3 separate regions of the Homo sapiens genome follow, and all the other regions are linked to region 2. A link is an interaction called in ENCODE POLR2A ChIA-PET data of the cell type or tissue named here. Cell type or tissue: MCF 10A. All regions are shown on one strand. Each heading gives the region's core, and the rest is flanking DNA. Links, peaks and the distances in the headings are about the cores only. Region 1 overlaps USP32 (ubiquitin specific peptidase 32). Region 2 overlaps USP32 (ubiquitin specific peptidase 32). Region 3 overlaps USP32 (ubiquitin specific peptidase 32).

Region 1 (6,976 bases), core at 987-5,986, 84 kb before region 2:
AGATAGGCTATACAGGATAGGTTCTTCTATAATTTTTAAAAAGTTGAATTGTAGAAACTACTAAGCAATAGTGAACAAGAGGCTAGGAAAAGCACAATTGTGGGAATGTAAATTGGTAGAGCCACTTGGAAGGAAGTCTGGCAATGACCAAAAAACTGGGAATGACCCTAGTGCTCACTGGAGAAGCACTCTCTGTATGTATCTAAGGAGGCATGTATATGGTTTTTCATGACGGGTAACAGCCTAAATATGAACAGTAAGTGAATACCTGTATATTACTAATGTTATATAATGAAAAACTATACAGCACATAAGGAATGAACTAAATCTATATGTAGTAAGTTGCATTATAATATGTATTATATGCTAACCGCTGTAAGTTTCTGTGGGGGTACATCTTATAAAAGCATGGAAAAAGATCTGAAAGGAGACAAACCAAACTGATTATCTCTTGGGGAAGACTGAATGGGCACGGGAGGGATTAGGACTGAGGGGAGGAAGTAAGTAGGATTTTATGGTAGTGGTATGTTTAGCTTTATATATACCGGGTTTTTGTTGTTGTTGTTTGTTTGTTCTGAGGCAGAGTGTTGCTCTGTTGCCCAGGCTGGAGTGCAGTGGCATGTTCTCAGCTCACTTCAATCTCCGCCTCTCAGGTTCAAGCAATTTTCCTGCCTCAGTCTCCCCTGTAGCTGGAATTACAGGCATGTGCCACCACACCTGGCTAATTTTTGTATTTTTAGTAGAGATGGGGTTTCGCCATGTTGGCCAGGCTGGTCTCGAACTCCTGACTTCAAGCGATCTGCCTGCCTTGGCCTCCCAAAGTGCTGGGATTATAGGTGTGAGCCACCGCGCCCGGCCTACTTTATGTATACTGTTTGAATTTAGAAGAAGAATGCATTCACTTACTGCTTGTGTAATGAAAAACTAATTTAAAAAATTAATCCCAGCACAACAACCACATTTTTTTCACATTATCATCTACTTCTGCATGTATTTTGTATAGTTTTAGTTTTTGTTTGTTTGTTTTTTTGCGATGGAGTCTTACTCTGTTGCCCAGGCTGGAGTGCAGTGGTGCAATCTCAGCTCACTGCAACCTCTGCCTCCCTGCAACCTCCACCTCCAGGCTCAAGCAATTCTCCTGCCTCAGCCTCCCAAGTAACTGGGACTACAGGCATGTGCCACCACGCCTGGCTAACTTTTGTATTTTTAGTAGATACGGGGTTTCTCCATGTTTGCCAGGCTGGTCTCGAACTCCTGACTTCAGGTGATCCACCCACCTTGGCCTCCCAAAGTGCTGGGATTACAGGCATGAGCCACTGCGCCTGTAATACAAAATACAAATACAAAAATTTTTTGTATTTGTAAAAATACAAAAAATAATTTTTGTATTTTTAGTAGAGACGGGGTTTTGCCATGGTGGCCAGGCTGGTGTCAAACTCCTGACCTCAAGTCAGAAGGCCACCTCGCATCCCAAAGTGCTGGGATTACAGGTGTGAGCCACTGTGCCTGGCCAGGTTTAAGGATCTTTGTCTTACAGGGCCGGGCGCGGTGGCTCACGCTTGTAATCCCAGCACTTTAGGAGGCTGAGGCAGGTGGATCACGAGGTCAGGAGATCAAGACCATCCTGGCTAACATGGTGAAACCCCGTTTCTACTAAAAATACAAAAAAATTAGCCAGGTGTGGTGGTGGGCGCCTGTAGTCCCAGCTACTCGGGGGGCTGAGGCAGGAGAATGGTGTGAACCTGGGAGGTGGAGCTTGCTGTGAGCCGAGACTGCGCCACTGTACTCCAGCCTGGGCAACAAAGCAAGACTCCATCTCAAAAAAAAAAAAAAAATCTTTGTCTTACAAACATTGTCATGTTTCTATGAACTCTTTATTTATCTATTATTTTCAGAGACAAGGTCTCATTCTTTATGGAATGCTGGAGTATAGTGGTTCAATCATAGGTCACTGCAGTCTCCAATCCTGGGCTTAAGTGATCCTCCCACCTGAGTAGCTCCCAGCTCCTGAGTAGCTGGTACAGGTGCACACCACCATGCTAATATTTTTGCTTTTTGTAGAGACAGGGTCTCCCTGTGTGGCTCAAGCTGGTCTCAAACTCCTGGGCTCAAGTGATCCTCTCATCTCAGCCTCCCAAAGTTCTGGAATTACAGGTTTGAGCCACTGTGTCCTGCTTGAAAAAACATTTTTTCTGAGTTCTTACTGTGTGTCAGAAGTTGTTCTAGATGCTGAGGTTTAGTAATAAGCATAGGCCTTGGACAAGAGAATAGATAGCACATTTATTTGATCATTTAAAAAATTCTGTCTTTATCCAAAAATATCAATAATATTTAAGGTTCTTTGCTGGGTGTTGGGGATACATATAAATAAGGCAGTTTCTTTGTTCTTAAAGAGCAGAGGGGAGATATACAATTCAATAAACATACAATATAAGCTGTGTTATTTTAAAGTTAAAGCATTGAGAATTTGATATTGAATAAGTGATTATAAGGAAAGTTATTTTGTAGGAGGGACACCTAACATTTTAGGTGGTGGGGCATGGAAGCAATTAGAATAGGCTTCCAAAAAATAAAGGAGGGACATTAAGCCAAGCCTTGAAGGATGTTGGATTGTTCAGAGTATGATTGGAGCTCATAGGCAGAGGACACTGCAAGGACAGTAGCAGTGAACATAATGTGGTTAGGGAATGAGAAGTAGTTTGCAGCAGCTGGAACCTCTCGTGTGTCTCTACCTTCTGGTTCTAAGGTTTGCATTTTAAATTTTTATCAATTTATTGTGTGTTATAACATTTTAAATCTTTTTGGCCTAAGCCAGAGATTCTCAATCTTGGCAAGTGACATCCCTGTTGGCCCTGTAATCATAGACTAAGCTATATTTTCTTAGTTGTCAGTGGTGCCCCATGATGTAATATCAAAACCTTGCGAAGCACCGTCATCCTCAATATCCTGGTCTCATCTAGTTTCTCAAAATTAGATCTATGATAAACTCCTTCTGTAAGAATAATGTTCATTTTTTAATCTCATTTTTAGATGTTAAAAACTTACTTGACCTTCTGTTTTCCTAGTGGTCTTTTATATTCTTGAAGCACAGAGGACTATTACCTTTATTTTTATTTTTATTATGTTTTTTTGAGACAGAGTCTCCCTCTGTTACCCAGGCTGTAGTGCAGTGGCATGATCTCGGCTCACTGCAGCCTCTACCTACTGGGTTCAATGATTCTCCCACCTCAGCCTAGCAGGTAGCTGGGACTACAGGTACCCGCCACCACACCTGGCTAATTTTTGTATTTTTGGTAGAGATGGGGTTTTACCATGTTGGCCAGGCTGGCCTCGAACTCCTGACCTCAAGTGATCCACCTGCCTCAGCCTCCCAAAGTGCTGGGATTACAGGTGTGAGGTACCATGCCCAGCCTGGATTGTGTTCAAAAGTTCATCTGGAATTTAAAACTTATTTTTCCGTAGAAACAATGTTATAAGTGATGATTAGGTTCATAGGGTGGTGGCTTACAGAAAATTAAGTCATAGTATAGCTGAAATACTCTATATTTGCAATAAAAAAGTAGTAGAAACAATACTATGGGAATGCTAGATGAAGCAGACAATTAAATGGAAAAAGTCATTTAAAAATGTATCTAGGGCTGGGTGTGGTGGCTCACACCTGTAATCTCAGCACTTTAGGAGGTGGAGGCGGGTGGATCACCTGAGGTCAGGAGTTCGAGACCAGCCTGACCAACATGGTGAAAACCCCATCTCTACTAAAAATACAAAATTAGCTGGGTGTGGTGGCACATGCCTGTAATCCCAGTTACTTGGGATGCTGAGGCAGGAGAACTGCTTGAACCTGGGAGGTGGAAGTTGCAGTGAGTTGAGATTGCGCCATTGCACTCCAGCCTGGGCAACAAGAGTGAAACTCCGTCTCAAAAAAAAAAAAGTATCTAAATGCCAATGCTTGAGAATATGAATACTCTTCACTGCTGAGTCATCCAGTCCTTTCCAGAGATTAATTCAGCTTCAGCCTGAGAATGTTTAATGATATTAACTACTATTAATCACTTGGAAAGATAAAGGTACCCTTAGGACATTTTTGTCCTTTTGTATAAGGAATTGGGAGTTGTCAGCAAGAGATGTATGACTATGAATGTACTGATATATCTACATATATATATTTTTATTTTTATTTTTTAAGAGACAGGGTCTTGCTCTGTTGCTTGCTTGGTCTACATATCATATATATATTTATTTTTATTTTTAAGAGACAGGGTCTTGCTCTGTTGCCCAGGCTGGAGTGCAGGGGTTCAATCATAGCTCACTGCAGCCTCCAACTCCTGGGCTCAAGCAGTCCTCCTGCCTTGGCTTCCCGTGTAGCTGGAACCATAGGCGTGTATCACCATGCCTGCCTAATTATTATTTATTTTTTGTAGAGATGGGGTCTCCCTCTGTTGCCCAGGCTGGTCTTGAACTCCTGGTCTCAAGCTGTCCTCCCACCTGGACCACTCAGAGTTCTGGGATTAGAGGTGTGAGCCAGTGCCTGGCCTCTTCATTTGTTGTTCTTTCTGTTCCTCAGACTGGATAATCAAAATTGACTGTCTTCAAATTTTGCAATTGTTTTGTTTTTTTGAGATAAGGTCTTACTCTGTTGTCCCAGCTGGAGTGCAGTGATGCAATCATAGTTCACTGCAACCTCATACTTCTCAACTCCAGAATTGCTAATTGGTTTCTTTTTATAATATCCATCTCATCTCACTATTGATATTCTCCATTTGGTGAGACAGTGTTCTCATACTTGAAGTCATTAGGCATGTTTTTTTTTCTTCTTTGAACTTGTTTATAAATAGTTCATTAAAGTGTTTACCTAGTAAATCAAATGTCTGGACTTGCCTACAGACAGTTTCTATTTAATGCCCTTTTTCCTGTGTATGGGCTTCATTTTCTTACTTAAATGCTTTGCAATTTTTTGTTGAAAATGAGACATTTTAAGTACTGTAGTGTGGCAGCTCTGGAAATTGGATTCCCTACCTTAAGGTTTGTTACTGCTATTTGTTGTTGTTCCTGCTATTATTTATTTGCTTAGTGACTTTCTTGGTCTGATTTTATAAAGTGTGTATTCTTTTTTGTGTGTGCTTATTTAGCTTAGTGGTCAGCTAAGATTGGACAGAGACTTTTAAAAATGCCTTGAACCTATAAGTTCAGCCTTGGCGGAGGGGTTCTATACTACTCGGGTGTGTGTTCAAATGTTGTACAGTCAGTTTGCAACTCTGCTTTAGCCTTCACTTCCTGCTTGTGTGGAGGTTTAAGGTCAGCCAAAGTGAGAGATATGGGAATTTTGGGGCACATGCACAGCTCTCCATATGCAGGTGGCCTTTTGGATTTCCAGGAATATGTCAGAGCCTTTCAAAGCCCTTGTGGGCTTGCTGTTTTCCAGGTTTTCCTTTCATGTTTTTTGGTTAACCTCTTGTTAGCCCCATCTGCCACTGCTTTCTCAGGCAGCTGTGAAGTTATATAGTTGCCACTGATTGTTTTTGAAGAATGCCAGGGGAAAAAGTTTTATTTGTAGAGTGAACTCAAAGCCAGATCAAATAAAGACAAAGCTTGAGAATGGAACTTTTTAATGAGCTACCAGATAGGTCAAATATTGACACTTCTTTTGAGAAGCTCTAAACCCATTCTGCCTCCTTCAGTGGCTGTTTGACTGTTGGTTTTTACAGCTTAGGGAGATTTTTGGTTTTCAAAGCTATTGCATAGCTGGGGAGAAGGTGATGGGAATAGAACATGTTAAAACACCACAAATACTGCTTTTTTTTTTTTTTTTTTTTTTTTACAGAGGTTCAGCCATTCTTTTTTTTTTTTCTTTCTCTCTCTTTTTTTTTTTTTTTTGAGAGAGTGAGCTGTCACTCAGCCTGGAGTGCAGTGGCATGATCATGGCTGACTGCAGCCTTGACCTCCCAGGCGCTAGTGATCCTCCCACCTTAGTCTCCTGAGTAGTTGAGACTACAGGCGTGTGCCACCAATTTTTGTAGTTTTTGTAGAGACAGTGTTTGCCATGTTGCCCAGGCTGGTCTTAAACTCTTAGGCTCAAACAATTCATCTGCTTCAGTCACCCAAAGTGCTGGGATTGCCACCGCACTCAGCTCAGTCATTTTTCTGGAATAAAGCTCTTTGGATTATTGCAAGCATTTGGTTGATTTCTAGAGTTCTGAAAAAGTTGGATTTTGACAGTTTTTGATAGTGTTCTTGCTGCTTTTTTAGAAGAATGGATTTTCAGAGGTCTTTACCATTCCGGCAATCGGTCTCCTTACAGGTTTTTTTGGAGGGAAAATTTTTATATCCTAAAATACAAAAGTCATGTGTCCTTGCATTTTGACAAGATACAGAACATTTCTATCACCTATGAAAGTTGACTTGTTCCTCTTACCAGTAAATTTACCACATCCTCAGAGGCAATAACTGTTCTGACCTGTCATCATTGATGAGTTGTTCCTGTTCTAGAACTTGGGGAATCACAGAGTATCTGCTCTTTTTTTTAATCAGCCTTCTTTTACTTAGTATAATATCTGTGAGCATCATCCATGTTGTTGCATATATCAGCACTTTCGTTTTCTCCTTTTTATGCTGAAAAGTATTCTATAATAAGAATGTATCATAGTTTTATGTTTTTGTTTTTGAGGCAGAGCCTCATTATGTTGCCCAGGCTGGGGTGCGGTGGCGCTATCTCGGCTCACTGCAACTTCCACCTCCTGGGTTCAAGTGATTCTCCTGCCTCAGTCTCCTGAGTAGCTGGGACTACAGGCACCGCCACTATGCCCAGCTAACTTTTGTATTTTTAGTAGAGAGGGAGCAAACTCTGTTGGCCAGGTTGGTTTCGAACTCCTGACCTTAAGCGATCTGCCTGCCTCAGCCTCCCAAAGTGCTGGGATTACAGGCGTGAGCCACACACCTGGCCTTATATCATACTTTTTTGGATTCATTTGTTCATGGA
Region 2 (6,976 bases), core at 626-5,625:
AAATGAACAGATCACATACACTTAAACGTCAGCACTAAAGGATGTTTTTCACTGGTGACCATGACCAATCTGATCATTTTTTTCTTGTAAATATGTTTTACTTGTCTTTCCACATTTCTGCTTCAGCAAAGAAATTGTGTTTTTTAAGGAGATTGATTAACATAGTTTTCAAAGTAAAAAAAAGAATCACAGTTAATATGATTTTTCTGTGTTTCAATTTACTGTATTATGTAAACACCAATTAATCAGAAGTACTTATTGAACACCTATTATATTCTCAATACTGAGAAGTATAGAAATAAGAACAGTTTCTATCGTCAAGACTGCTATCTTCCTTTTGTTTCAGGGTTAGATTTTTTTGTATGCTGATCTACTACTTGGAAGAGTTTAGAACTTGAAAAAGCTAGTGTTTCTCTGGAGGAATGAAAGAGGCTTCTTTTTCTTTTTAGCATCATAAATGGAATAGACAGACATCTTATTTAGGAATCTCAATTTATATATCAGATTCCTTTGTTGTTCTCCCTATTGCTAAAATTTTAAAATACTCTCTCCTTTTAAATAAATTCAGTTATCTGGATATTTGAAGTAGATACTTCAGCATTAAAAAACGAAAACAGCATTCTTTAGTATGAGTTTTACATTTTTTATTTTATTACAAAAAAGTTGAAACAGGGTCTCACTATGTTGCCCAAGCTGGTCCTAAACCCCTAGACTTAAGCAATCCTCTTACCTCGGCTTCCCAAAGTTCTGGGATTATAGGTGTGAGCCACCACGCCCAGCCGTTATATATTTTAAAAATTAGATCCCATTCCAAAGTAATTGGACCTTTGCAAACATTGACCCATCAGGCGATTACAATCTAGTGAATTAGTTACTTAGTTTAAAAAGCAAAACTATATGACACAGTGTATATTCCTCTGTGAAAATTTTATCTTTATTGCTCCATACTTTTTTTTTTTTTTTAAATAGAGACAAGGTCTCTACTAAAAATACAAAAAATTAGCCAGGCATGGTGGCAGGTGCCTGTAATCCCAGCTACTCAGGAGGCTGAGGCAGGAGAATCGCTAGAACCTAGGAGGCAGACGTTACAGTGAGCTAAGATCACACCACTGCACTCCAGTCTGGGCAACAGAGTGAGATTCCGTCTTGGAAAAAAAATACATCAAATGCTTTGAAGGCCCTGGAAATTTAGGGAACTTTGTTCTTATCTTTCCAGGTAACTTAAGAGTTACTTTGCTAAACTGACCTAACAGGAAAAATAAATAAATAAATGAAAGTTACTAGATGCCAAGGTCATGTCTGGTACTAATTGTTATCTTTTATCACAGTTAGCATTATCCTGAAGAGGGGTGTGGGGGTATGTGTGTGTATGTATGTATAAAACAGCTCAACAAATAATTCTTTTTTGTTTGTTTGTTTTTGAGATGGAGTCTTGCTCTGTTGTCTAGGCTGGAGTGCAGTGGTGCAATCTCGGCTCACTGTAAACTCTGCCTCCCAGGTTCAAGCGATTCTTCTGCCTCAGCCTCCTGAGTAGCTGGGATTACAGGCACACGCCACCACACCTCACTAATTTTTGTATTTTTAGTAGAGATGGCGTTTCACCATGTTTCCTAGGCTGGTCTTGTACTCCTGACCTCAGGTGATCCGCCTGCCCTGGCCTCCCAAAGTGCTAGGATTACAGGCGTGAGCCACCGCGCCCGGCCAATACTTCTCATTTATTCATTAAACTTATTTATTGAGTGCTCAAAATGTGCCTGATATTATTCTGGTGTTAGACTGTAACAGGGAACAAAACATACCAGAAACTCAGCCCTCAAGCTTATGTTCTAATCAAGGGAGATGCTCAATAAACAAAACAAATGAATAAATTTTATATTAGAGTTGATAAGTATTATGGAGTAAAGTAGAGCAGGGAAGAGGGATAGAGGAGTATCTTTGAAGGTGGTGTGGTTTGGATGGTCTGAGAATGTGACATTTGAGTAAAGATCTGAAGGAGTTGTGGGTGTAAGCCATGCAGGATCATGGGGAAGTATTGAAAGGTTTTGAGGCAGAGAAGTAACATTGTTAGCCTTATTCTGTTTACATAGATACTTAACTGGTCTTCCTGCTGTCTGAAGAATGCCCTTTAATAGTCCTTTTGGTGTGGTTCTGCTAAAACACTTCATTTGTCAAAAAAAAAAATCTGTACTTTGAATTTATTTTTGAAGAATATTTTCACGTGATACAGAATTGGAGGTTGACAATTTTGTTTTCTTTTTCAGTACTTCTTCCCTGTTGCTTTCTGGGGTTTTTTTCTGGAGATAAATTATTATCTTAGTTCTTTTGTTTGTAATGTGTTTTTCCCCCATCTTGCTCCTTTTAAGATTTTTTTCTTCATCACCAGTTTGATTATGACTTGCCTTGTTAGGGTTTTGAGTTTTCTAACACAAGGTTCATTGAACTTCTGGATCTGTGGGAATATAGTTTTCATGAATTTTAGAAAGTTTTCAGCCATTATTTTTTGAGATATTTTTCTGCCTATCCCTTTCTGGGATCCCAATTGTATGTATGTTTGATATTATCTTATAGGTCACTAAGATTCTAATACGTTTTTAGCCTTTTTCCTCTTTATGCTATCATTTAGATAGTTTCTATTGCCTGTCCTTCAAGCTCACTAATCTTTCCTGTCTAGTTTATAATTGGCTGTTAAGTCCTCTAGGGAATTTTTTTAAATTTCAAATATTGTATTTTTCATCTTTAGTAGTTCCAGTTGATACTTCTTTATAGTTGCCATTTCTTTCCTTAGTATAGGCATGTTTTTCTTTAATTCCTGAGATACTTACAATAGACATTTTAAAGCTTTGCCTGTTAATTACATCATCTGTTATTTCTAGGTCTTTTTCTATTGACTAATTTTTTTTTTTTTTTTTTTTTTTTGAGACTGAGTCTCGCTCTGTTGCCCCCAGGCTGGAGTGCAGTGGCGCAATCTCGGCTCACTGCAGCCTCCACCTCCTAGGTTCAAGCGATTGTCCTGCCTCAGCCTCCGGAGTAGCTGGGACTACAGGCACCCGCCACCACGCCCAGCTAATTTTTGTATTTTTAGTAGCGATGGGGGTTTCACCATATTGGCCAGGCTGGTCTCGAACTCCTGACCTCAAGTGATCCACCCACCTTGGCCTCCCAAAGTGCTGGGATTACAGGCATGAGCCATCACATCCAGCCCTCTATTGACTAATTTTTAATCCTGATTTTGGGTCACATTTTTCTACTACTTTCATGTTTTCTTTGGATGATAGACATTGTGGATGTTACGTATCTGAGCATCTGGATTGTTGTCTCTCTTTAAAAAAGGAACTTGTGTTTTATTTTGATAGGCAGTTAAGTTACTTGTGGATCAGCACCATATTTTCCAGGATTGTTTGTAAGCTTTGTTGGGACAAGTTTAGAGTAGCCTTTACTCTAGAGTTAGTTTTTCTCTGTTTATTAAGTAGAGACCCTCTGGAGTTCACAAATGCTCCCAATGTCCAACAATGTGTTTCCACTTCAGCTGGTCACAACTCAGACATCTCCCAGCCCTGTATGAGCTCTAGGACTTTTTTAGCTTACAGTTTCCTAGCATCTGGGCTGGGTGCGGTGACTCATGCCTGTAAGTAATCCCCACACTTTCGGAGGCCGAGGCAGACAGATCACTTGAGGCCAGGAGTTTGAGACCAGCCTGGGTGATACGGCGAAACTCCATCTCTACTAAAAATACAAAAATTAGCCAGGCATGCTGGTGCATGCCTGCTATCCCAGCTACTTGGGAAGCTGAAACACAAGAATCTCTTGAACCCAGGTGGGTGGCAGAGGTTGCAGTGAGCCGAGATCACGCCACTGCACTCCAGCCTGGGCGACAGAGTGAGATTCTGTCTCAAACAACAACAAAACAAAACAAATTTCCCGGCATTTGTACATAGCCCAGCCTCATTGTATTCACTTCATGTATACACAGCTTACTATTCTGCCAAAACTCAGTAAGACACATGTGCAGATTTCTGGAGCCCTTTCTTGGCATAACTCTTTCCTCTCCAGTACTCTGTTTTGCAAATTTCAGCTACCTTACCTCCAACCTATCTTCTTAACTCAATGAAATCTCTCTGCTTACAGTACTCATCCCTTGTTTAGGTCTGGAAAGTGACTGTGGGGAAAAAATCCAGGGTAATGAAAGGGTTCACCTTATTTGTTTCCTCTCTCTCAAGGTTCACCGTTCTATGCTGCTTATTCTCTAATTTCTAGAAATAGTTTTATATATTTCATACAGTTTTCTAGTAATTTGTGGTAGGAGGTGAAGTCTGGTGCTAGTTACTCCATTATAGACAGAATTTGAAATTTCTAGATTTATATTTTAACAGGATCACTTTGGTTCCTGTGTTTAGTTGAGAATAAATGTCCTATGTACGCTTTGTAAATTTTACTTTAGTTCCTTGGAGGAAAAACAAACACAGATAAAATGGTTTAGAGCCTATTTGCGATTTTTGATGTATATTCTGAGGAATGAGGAGAGACAGGTGTTCATGCTTTCATGGCTTTGCTATTGCTATCACATAGGGACTCCTACTCCATCTTCTCTGTCAGTGCTGACTTTTTTCATTTATTCAATAAGTATTGAATGTGTAAGTCATTAATTGTATTGACAGGATGAATCAGACATAGGTCCTGCCATTATGATGTTTACAGTCTAGCCAGGAGAGAAGCTGTACATAGAAACTTTAAATCCAAGATAGAGATTGAAAATAAACAAAAATGGCTGAGCACAGTGGCTCACACCTATAATCCCAACACTTTGGGAAGCAGAGGTGAGAGGACTGCTTGAGACCAGGAGTTTGGGACCAGCCTGACCAACATAGCGAGACCCCATCTCTGCAAAAAGTTTTTAAAAAATTAGCTGGATGTGGTGGCGTACACATGTAGTCCTAGCTACTTGGGAGGCTGAGGTGGGAAGATGGCTTGAGCCCAGGAATTTGAGGCTGTAGGGAACTATGATCGTGTCACTGCACTCCAGCTTGGGAGTGACAGAGCAAAACCCTGTCTCTTAAAAAAAAAAAAAGAAGAAAAAAAATCAGTACAGGTAAAAGTGGTGTGGGAAACCCAAAAGAAATAGCTTAATTTTTATTTTAAATGTTGGATTTAACAGCCTACTTAAATGGGGAATTGTAGATTTCTTTTTTCTGTTTTAAAGCTTCATTTTGTTTATTTTGGTTTAATTTTCCTACCATTTTGGATATAATAAATTTCAGTTTTGTTTTTGGTCGTGATTATTTTTTAGCAATTGAATTGTGAAACTAAAATATATCTGTGGAAGATATATTATCAGGATGAACTGAACTCCTGAGAAGAGAATTCTGAGGTTTTATAATCTTTTTTGATTTGACCCTTAGTGGAGGAATCAGACATCATTGATCTTGAGAAACGCTATTGGTTATTGAAGGCTCAATCCCGGACTGGACGATTTGATTTAGAGACATTTGGCCCATTGGTTTCACCACCTATTCGTCCATCTCTAAGTGAAGGTAGGGATCATTCCATTTTCTACATATGTTCACTGGTAAACATACCTGAGCCCATCTCATATTTGTAACCAATACATTTTAACTCTAAGAAACCATCTTCTCATATGTTTGCAGGTTTAATGGAGTGGGGAAAAACAAATGGGAATTATTATTATAGTCTTGAGCCTGATATTCTACCTGTTATAACCTTGCATAAATCAGTTTAGCTCTCTGCACCCGAGCATGCTCATGTATAAAATGTGTTTGACCAAGGCAGTGGTTGTGATACTGTGTTCCAGTAAGGTGCATTAGTAGCTAGTGCCTGGAGTCATGTGGTGGCCACTGAATGGGCAGAGCTCCATGTTTCCACACATGACCTCGTCTCTTCCTCCAGTAGGGTGCCTCTACTTTTTTTCTTTTACATAAGAAGATTCCATTGCTGTATTCTCCCCTCCAAAAAAAGATGAAGAAACTATTGGACTAGACCATCTCCGAGGTGCTCTCTAGCTCTAAACTTAGTGCTGTTACTTTTTTTTTTTTTTTTTTTGAGGCAGAGTTTTGCTCTTGTTGCCCAGGCTGGAGTGCAGTGGCGCCATCTCGGCTCACTGCAACCTCTGCCTCCTGGGTTCAAGCGATTCTCCTATCTCAGCGCCCCAAGTAGCTGGGATTACAGGAATGTGCCACCATGCCCGGCTAATTTTGTGTTTTTAGTAGAGACAGGGTTTCTCCATATTGGTCAGGCTGGTCTTGAATCCCCGATCTCAGGTGATCTGCCCACCTCAGCCTCCCAAAGTGCTGGGATTACAGGCGTGAGCCACTGCGCCCAGTCTGCTGTTACTTTTTTAAAAATAAGGAGTCCAAATATAATTGTGAGCACATCATAAAAATCATATTTTGAATATGAATACTTGGGTTCTGCTTCCAGCTCTCACCTTTTAAAACTTATATTTGGCAAATCATGTAATTTTCTCTGAGCTTTAGTTTTCTAATCCCTAAACTGAGGGCACTGCGTTAGATTCTGGGAATATACTATCTGTATTCTTCAAATTTCTAGAGTACTTCGGAAGTACTTGTCAGGGGAGCCAGGGCAGATAGGGCTCTGGGTTTCTACCTACTTCAACAACAGTGCATTGTGTTTTTACCTTTTTAGAATTGGGATTGATGTATCATTTCATTTGAAAACAAAATTGTTTCATTTCTTTTTTTTACGAAATGTTTGAAAACCACAGGATTAGATTATAAATTCCCTTTGTGAAATTTAAAATATTCATGTATAAAAGATTCAACAGTACAAAGAGACACTGTAGTAGAGAATTTCTTTCTCTTATGTTGCATAGTGTATCTTCCTTTGCTTTATGAAAGAGCTTTATGGGAGCTTATTAATGATACCATAGTGTATCTTCGAGTATTCATTTAATAAGCAGTTCAGTTTTTCTTTCTTTTTTCCCTTTTTCTTCTTAGTCTTTCTA
Region 3 (6,976 bases), core at 900-5,899, 100 kb before region 2:
GAAGATTTTTGTCTCTGGGCAGTGGCATTTTATAACTTCATATATAGAAGAAAACTTTTATCCAACTGATAACTGATATGCCAATGTGTTAGTATGAAAAAATTTTCCCAACATTCTTACCAGGTGTGGTGGCTCAACCTGTAATCCCAGCACTTTGGGAGGTGGAGTCGGGCGGATCACTTGAAGTCAGGAGTTCGAGACCAGCCTGGCCAACATGGTGAAACCCTGTCTACTAAAAATACAAAAATTAGCTGGGCGTGATGGCAGGCACCTGTAATCCCAGCTACTTGGGAGGCTAAGGCAGGAGAATTGCTTGAATCCGGGAGGCAGAGGTTGCAATGAGCCAAGATTGCCTCACTGCACTCTAGCCTGAGCGACAGAGTGAGACTCTGTCTCAAAAAAAAAAGAAAAGGAAAAAAAAAGAAAATTTCCCAAAATTCAAATGTCATTTCACTGCGTGGCTTTGTTTGATTATTAATACTTTAATACTGTGTTTAAAATTAATATTTATTATTTTTAAAAATCAGCTTCCTTAGGTCGAAGAAACATTAATGTTTAATATTAAGCTATTATTGTAGCTTAGTGTAGTTATAATAAGATACTGGAACTCATGGAAGGGGTTAGATTTTCTTCATCTTAGAAACCGTTACTTTTCATAAAATATATATTGTGCAATTATATATAAAATTATTTAATAATTAGATATACAAATAAAAAATCGGATTATAGTTGGGCTCAGTGGCTCGCATTTGTAATCTCAGCTCCTTGGGAAGCTTAGACTGGAGGATTTCTTGAGTCCAGAAATTTGAGGCTGTAGTGAGCCATGATTGTGCCACTGCATTCCAGCCTGGGCGACAGGAGTGAGACCCCGTCTCTAAAAACAAAAACTAAAAAAAATTAGATTATAATTGGCAAAAGATTGAGTGACAGTGAAAATGCAATGAATATTTTGACTACTATTTTTTGATTACACACATAGGAAGATACAAATTTTTCTGTCTTTCCAAATTAGTTTAGAAATTAAAGATTTGGCCGGGCATAGTGGCTCACCCCTGTAATCCGAGCACTTTGGGAGGCTGAGACAGGCAGATCACCTGAGGTCAAGAGTTTGAGACCACCCTGGCCAACATGGTGAAACCTCGTCTCTACTAAAAATACAATAAAAATTAGCTGGGCATGGTGGCATGCACCTGTAGTCCCAGCTACTTGGGGAGACTGAGGCAGGAGACTCACTTGAACCCAGGAGGCGGAGGTTGCAGTGAGCCAAGATCGTGCCACTGCACTCCAGCCTGAGCGACAGAGCGAGACTCCATCACAAAAACAAACAAACAAACAACAACAAAACACCAGAAAAAGGAAAAATAGTGTTAAGAGATAATTTAGTATGTATTGTTTGTACACTTCATGGGTGTGCATATATGACGTGTTTGGTTTTATAGTGAAAATTCTAACATTCTGCTGTATGGTTTATGGTGCATTGTAGACGTTCCTTTAAGTACTCAATGATAAAGATGAAAATTACTAAGATAGAGAGTAAATCTATATTATATGTAGTCATTTCTCAGTTTGCATAGTAGTATGGGACTGTAAAAATGACCATGCAAGCTGAGACTATTCAAAGGGATCATAGTAATCAGTGGAAAAGATTATGATTGTTCTGTGTGACCTTTAAAATTTTTTGTCAAAACATTAAAAACTCTCTCACAGTTGGTTATAGATATATAGGGTAAGAAGAAGCGTGGTATCCACAGAGAAGGAGGGAGCTTCATAAACAAAGACAAACAGGAATATCAACTACCAGCCACCAACAGCACTTTTGTAAAACTTATTTAAATATTACAAAAAACAATATACAAGATTACTAAGAGATTGGAAGATAAAGGGAGAAAATTTCACTAATGATCTCATCACCAAACACAGCTAATTATTTGCTGTTACTCTTTTTTCAAATTAGTGTTTAGTATTGTTTTAATCATAATGTACATAAAATTTTGTATCTTGCTTTTTCTGAGATGTCTGTTTCTGTCCATGTTATACATACCTATACAGTCATGTGCTGCATGATGATGTTTTGGTTAACGATGGACTGCATACACAACTGTGATCCCATAAGATAATAGTAGAGCTGAAAAATTCCTATTGCCTAGTGACATCGTAGCCATTTACTTGTTTTTGCTTTTTGCTTTTTTTATGTAGTCATTTACTATACTATACCTTTAATCATTATTTTAGAGTATACTCCTTCTATTTATTTAAATAAAAGTTGGCTGAACGTGGTGGCTCCCACCTGTAATCCCAGCATTTTGGGTGGGTTGCTTGAGCCCAGGAGTTTGAGACCAGCCTGGGCAACATGGTGAAAACCTGTCTCTACAAAAAATACAAAAATTAGGCACACGCCTGTGGTCCTAGCTACTCAGGAGGCTGGAGTGGGAGGATCACTTGAGCCTAGGAGGTTCAGGCTGGGGTGAGCCTTGATCACGCCAGTGCACTCTTCCAGCCTGGGAGACAGAGTAAGACTCTGTCTCAAAAAAAAAAAAACAAAACTTAACTGTAACAGCCTTAGGCAAGTCCTTCAGGAGGTATTTCAGAAGAAGGCATTATTGTCATAGAAGATGACAGCTCCATGTGTGTTATTGCCCTGAAGACTTTCCAGTGGGACAATACGTGAAGGTGGAAGACAGTGATATTGATGATCTTGATGCTGTGTAGGCCTAGGCTAAGGTGTGTGTTTATGTCTTTTTTCTTTTTTTTTTGGAGACAGAGTCTCACTCTGTCCCTGAGGCTAGAGTGCAGTGGTGTGATCTCTGCACACTGCAACCTCCGCCTCCCTGGTTCAAGCGATTCTCTTGCCTCAGCCTCCCAAATAGCTGGGATTACAGGTGCATGCCACCACACCCAGCTAATTTTTGTATTTTTAGTAGAGATGGGTTTTGCCATGTTGGCCAGGCTGGTCTTGAACTCCTGACCTCAGGTGATACGCCCACCTCGGCCTCCCAAAGTGTATGTCTTCATTTTTAGCAAGAAAGCTTAAAAAGGAAAATAAAACATGAATAGTAAAAACTTTTTAAATAAAGATATAAAGAAAAAATATTTTTGGACACTGTACAATGTGTTTTAAGGTAAGGGTTATTATAAGAGCCAACAAGTTAAATTTAAAAGTTTATGAAGTAAAAAAGTTACAGTAAGCTGGCTGGGCATGGTGGCTCACGCTTGTAACCCAACACTGTGGGAGGACGAGGCGGGTGGATCATTTGAGGCCAGGAGTTTGAGACCAGCCAGGCTAACATGGTGAAACCCTGTCTCTCCTAAAATATACAAAAATTAGCCGGTTGTGGTGGTGCACGCCTGTAATCCTAGCTACTCAGGAGGCTGAGGCTGAGGCACGAGAATTGCTTGAACCCAGGAGGTGCAGGTTGCAGTGAGCCAAGATCGTGCCACTGCACTCTAGCCTGGGTGTCAAAGCAAGACTTGGTCTCAAAAAAAAAAAAAAAAAATTACAGTAAGCTAAAATTAATTTATTATTGAAGAAAAAATTAGTAAATTTGGTGTAACCGAATTGCACAGTGTTTATAAAATCTACTGCAGTACTCCATGGTAATGTCCTAGGGCTAGGACTTCAACATTGACTCACCCCTAAGTCTCTCACTGACTCACCCAGAACAACTTCTCATCCTGCAAGCTCTATTCATGGTAAGTGCCCTATATAGGTGTACCTTTTTTAAAAAAAGATTTTTAGTTTTGTCTCGAGACAGGGTCTTGTTCAGTCACCCAGGGTAGATTGAAGTGGCGTGATCATGGCTTACTGTAGCCTCGAGCTCCTGGGCTCAAGAGATTGTCTCCCACTTTAGCCTCTAGCTATCCTCCCACCTTAGCCTATAGAGTAGCTGCGACTATGGGTGCATGCCACCATACCTGGCTGATTTTTTTGTTTTTTATGTTTTGTAGAGACCTCGCTATGTTAGCCAGGCTATTCTTGAACTCCTGGGCTCAAGTCTCCTGCCTTGGCCTCCCAGAGCTCTGAGATTACAGATGTGAGTCACCAAGCCCAGCCTAGGTGAACCATTTTTTTGTCTTTTTTTTTTTTTTTTTTTTAGACAGGGTCTCACTCTGTCACCCAGGCTGGAGTGGCATGATCATAGCTCACTGCAGCCTGGACCTCTTGGGCTCAAGGGCTCAAGTTATCCTCCTGCCTCAATGTCTTCAGTAGCTTGGAGGCACATGCCACCAAGCCTGGGAAATTTTTCTTTTTTTTTTTTTAATGTAGAGAACGGGGTCTTACTGTGTTACCCAGACTGGTCTCAAACCCCTGGCCTCAAGTGATTCTCCCACCTCAGTCTTCCAAAGTGCTGGGATTACAGGAGTGAGCCACCGTGCCTGGACTTTTTTTTTTTTTTATCTTTAAGGCTATATTTTTACTATACCTTTTCTATGTTTAGATATGTTTAGATACACAAATACTGTGTTACAGTTGCCTCCAATATTCAGTACAGTAATATGCTGTGTAGGTTTGTAGCCTAGGAGTAATAGGCCATCCCATATAGCCTAGGTGTGTAGTAGTCTATACCATCTAAGTTTGTGTAAGCACGCTGATGTCTGCACAATGATGAAATCACCTAACGATGCATTCCTGTCATTTGTGATGCATAACTGTAGTTTAAAGTGTTAATAGCTTGACCAGGATTTGTTAAATGACAACCAGCTCCTTAATTTTCCTTGGCATTTTCCTTCTCTTAGAGGAGACCACTTTGTATTCTTTTAGTTGATCTTTGGTATTTGGTATTGATTTTTCAGTTTCAGCATTATCTGTTGACTTCCCACTTCTGAGCATGAGAATTTAGTTGTCTCTCCCTTCCTTCCACCTTAGCCACTTCCCCTTCCCCTCTCCCTGTTACTTAATCCTACCGCAATAGTTATATGGTAATTTTAGATAACTGTTAAATGTTTACCTTATGAGCATATGCGTAGGATTCACAGCTGAAATTAGGTAGTAAGTTTTGATTACTTTTCTAGCACAATGTTTGTTTTCCTTGGAGCTGATGACTGATTTTATTTGTGTTTGCTTAGTATTCTAAGTATTTATCACTAATTCAACCCTGAACACTGTCACTTGCCTAAGTCTCCTTTCAAGACTATGAGTTGTTGGCAGTTTATTCTTCTAATGTCTCATGTGGCCTTTTTACTTACATGAAAGGAGCTTGCAGGACTGGTGCTTCATATTGTCAGTCTTTCAGTTTAGCCATCCTGATTGTTGGAAAGTAGTATCTCAATGTGGATTAATCTGCATTTCCTTGACTAAGTGATGTTGAACACCCTTTATATGTGCATGTTGGCCATTTATACATGTGTTTCATTTAATTTTTTTTTTTTTTGAGACAGAATCTTGCTCTGTTGCCCAGGCTGGAGTGCAGTAGTGCAGTCTTGGCTTATTGCAACCTCCACCTCCCAAGTTCAAGCGATTCTCCTGCCTCAGCTTCCTGAGTAGCTGGGATTATATAGGCGTGTGCCACCGCACCTGGCTGATTTTTGTATTTTTAGTAGAGACGGGGTTTCACCACATTGGCCAGGCTGGTCTTGAAATCCTGACCTCAGGTGATCCACCCGCCTTGGCCTCCCAAAGTGCTGGGATTATACGTGTGAGCCACTGCGCCCGGCCATTTAATTTTTTTTTTTTTTTTTTTTTTTTTAATTTTTAGAGACAGAGTCTTCCCCTGTTGCTCAGGCTGAAGTGCAGTGGTGCTCACTGCAGCCTTGGAACTCTTGGGCTCAAGCAATCCTCCTGCCTCTGCCTCTGGAACAGCTGGGACTATGAGTTCACACCACCATACCCAGCTAATTGTTTTTAATTAATTAATTTATTATTTTTATTTTTATTGTAGAGATGGGGGTCTCACTGTGTTGTCTAAGATAGTCTCAACCTCCTGGTCTCAAGCAATCTTCCAGCCTTGGCCTCTCAAAGTGCTGGGATTATAGGCATGAGCCACCATGCCTTGCTACTTTTAATTTTTTTAGAGATGGGATCTTGCTATGTTGCTCAGGCTGGTCCCAAACTCCTGGCCTCAAGAGACACTCTTGCCTCAGCCTCCCAGTTGCTGGGATTACAAGCATTGAGCCACCACAACTTGCTGCTCAAAATGTATTTTTTTCTCTTTTCTTCTTTTTTTTTTTTTTTTTTTGAGACAGTAGCATTTCACTCTGTCACTCAGGCTGGAGTATAGTGGTGTGATCACAACTCACTGTAGCCTCGACCTCTCGGGCTTAAGGGATCCTTCTACCTCAGCCTCCTCCTGAGTGGTTGGGTGGGCACCACCATGCCCAGCTAATTTTTTTTGTATTTTTTTTTGTAGAGGCAGGGTTTTGCCATGTTGCCCATGCTGGTCTTGAACTTCTGACCTCAAGTGATCCTCCCGCCTCGGCCTCCCAAAGTGTTGGGATTACAGGTGTGAGCCATTGCATCCAGCCTCAAATAATTTTTTGAAAGTGGAATCTGAGTGTTAATTTACTAAAACCCTTTCAGCATTTGGTATTATCATTTGCAAAAAATTCTTTGCTAATTGAGTAATCTAAAATGGTAGCTTGTTTTAATTGGTTTTTTTTGGATTGGTGTCAAAGTAGAACCTTTCCCATTTTTGGTAGTTGTATTTCTTCATTATTTTCATTGTCTTTTTGTCCTTTGTTGTTGTCATCATTTTAGTTCTTAAAGATGTGTTTGTTTAAACATTTAAAAAAATTCTTTTTATTTTTATAATTTTTTCTTTTACTTTTCTGGCTAGAGGCTGAGACAGGAGAATTGCTTGAACCCAGGAGGTGGAGGATGCAGTGAGCTGAGATGGGGCCATTGCAATCCAGCCTGGGCAACAAGAGTGAAACTCTGTCTCAAAAAAAAAAAAAATTATTTTGTAGGCTGTGCACGCTGGCTTACACCTGTAATCCCAGGAGTTTGGGAGGCCAAGGTGGGAGGATTACTTGAGGCAGGAGT

What was found. Peaks named below come from ENCODE experiments on the same cell type or tissue, not always from the same donor. Only the 100,000 strongest peaks of a DNase experiment are listed, where the experiment ranks them.
Region 1: POLR2A ChIA-PET joins it to region 2 with 5 read pairs; 4 of 35 experiments call an interaction of 5 or more read pairs at or near these places.
Region 3: POLR2A ChIA-PET joins it to region 2 with 5 read pairs; 3 of 35 experiments call an interaction of 5 or more read pairs at or near these places.

Annotation. Positions count from the first base shown.
Region 1 is chr17:60,354,729-60,361,704 of GRCh38, reverse strand. All of the region lies in intron 1 of USP32 (ubiquitin specific peptidase 32), which reads left to right. Among named protein-coding and RNA genes, the nearest start is that of USP32, 34 kb to the left of the region's middle. In MCF 10A, for the core only: no CTCF peak of the experiment used is centred there; a DNase peak (open chromatin) is centred at 3,964.
Region 2 is chr17:60,269,902-60,276,877 of GRCh38, reverse strand. It overlaps USP32 (ubiquitin specific peptidase 32), which reads left to right. Exons shown (of 34, transcript NM_032582.4): 6 at 5,397-5,528. Among named protein-coding and RNA genes, the nearest start is that of USP32, 120 kb to the left of the region's middle. In MCF 10A, for the core only: no CTCF peak of the experiment used is centred there; a DNase peak (open chromatin) is centred at 3,607.
Region 3 is chr17:60,369,962-60,376,937 of GRCh38, reverse strand. The region is part of intron 1 of USP32 (ubiquitin specific peptidase 32); the gene reads left to right. Among named protein-coding and RNA genes, the nearest start is that of USP32, 19 kb to the left of the region's middle. In MCF 10A, for the core only: no CTCF peak of the experiment used is centred there; DNase peaks (open chromatin) are centred at 3,647 and 4,007.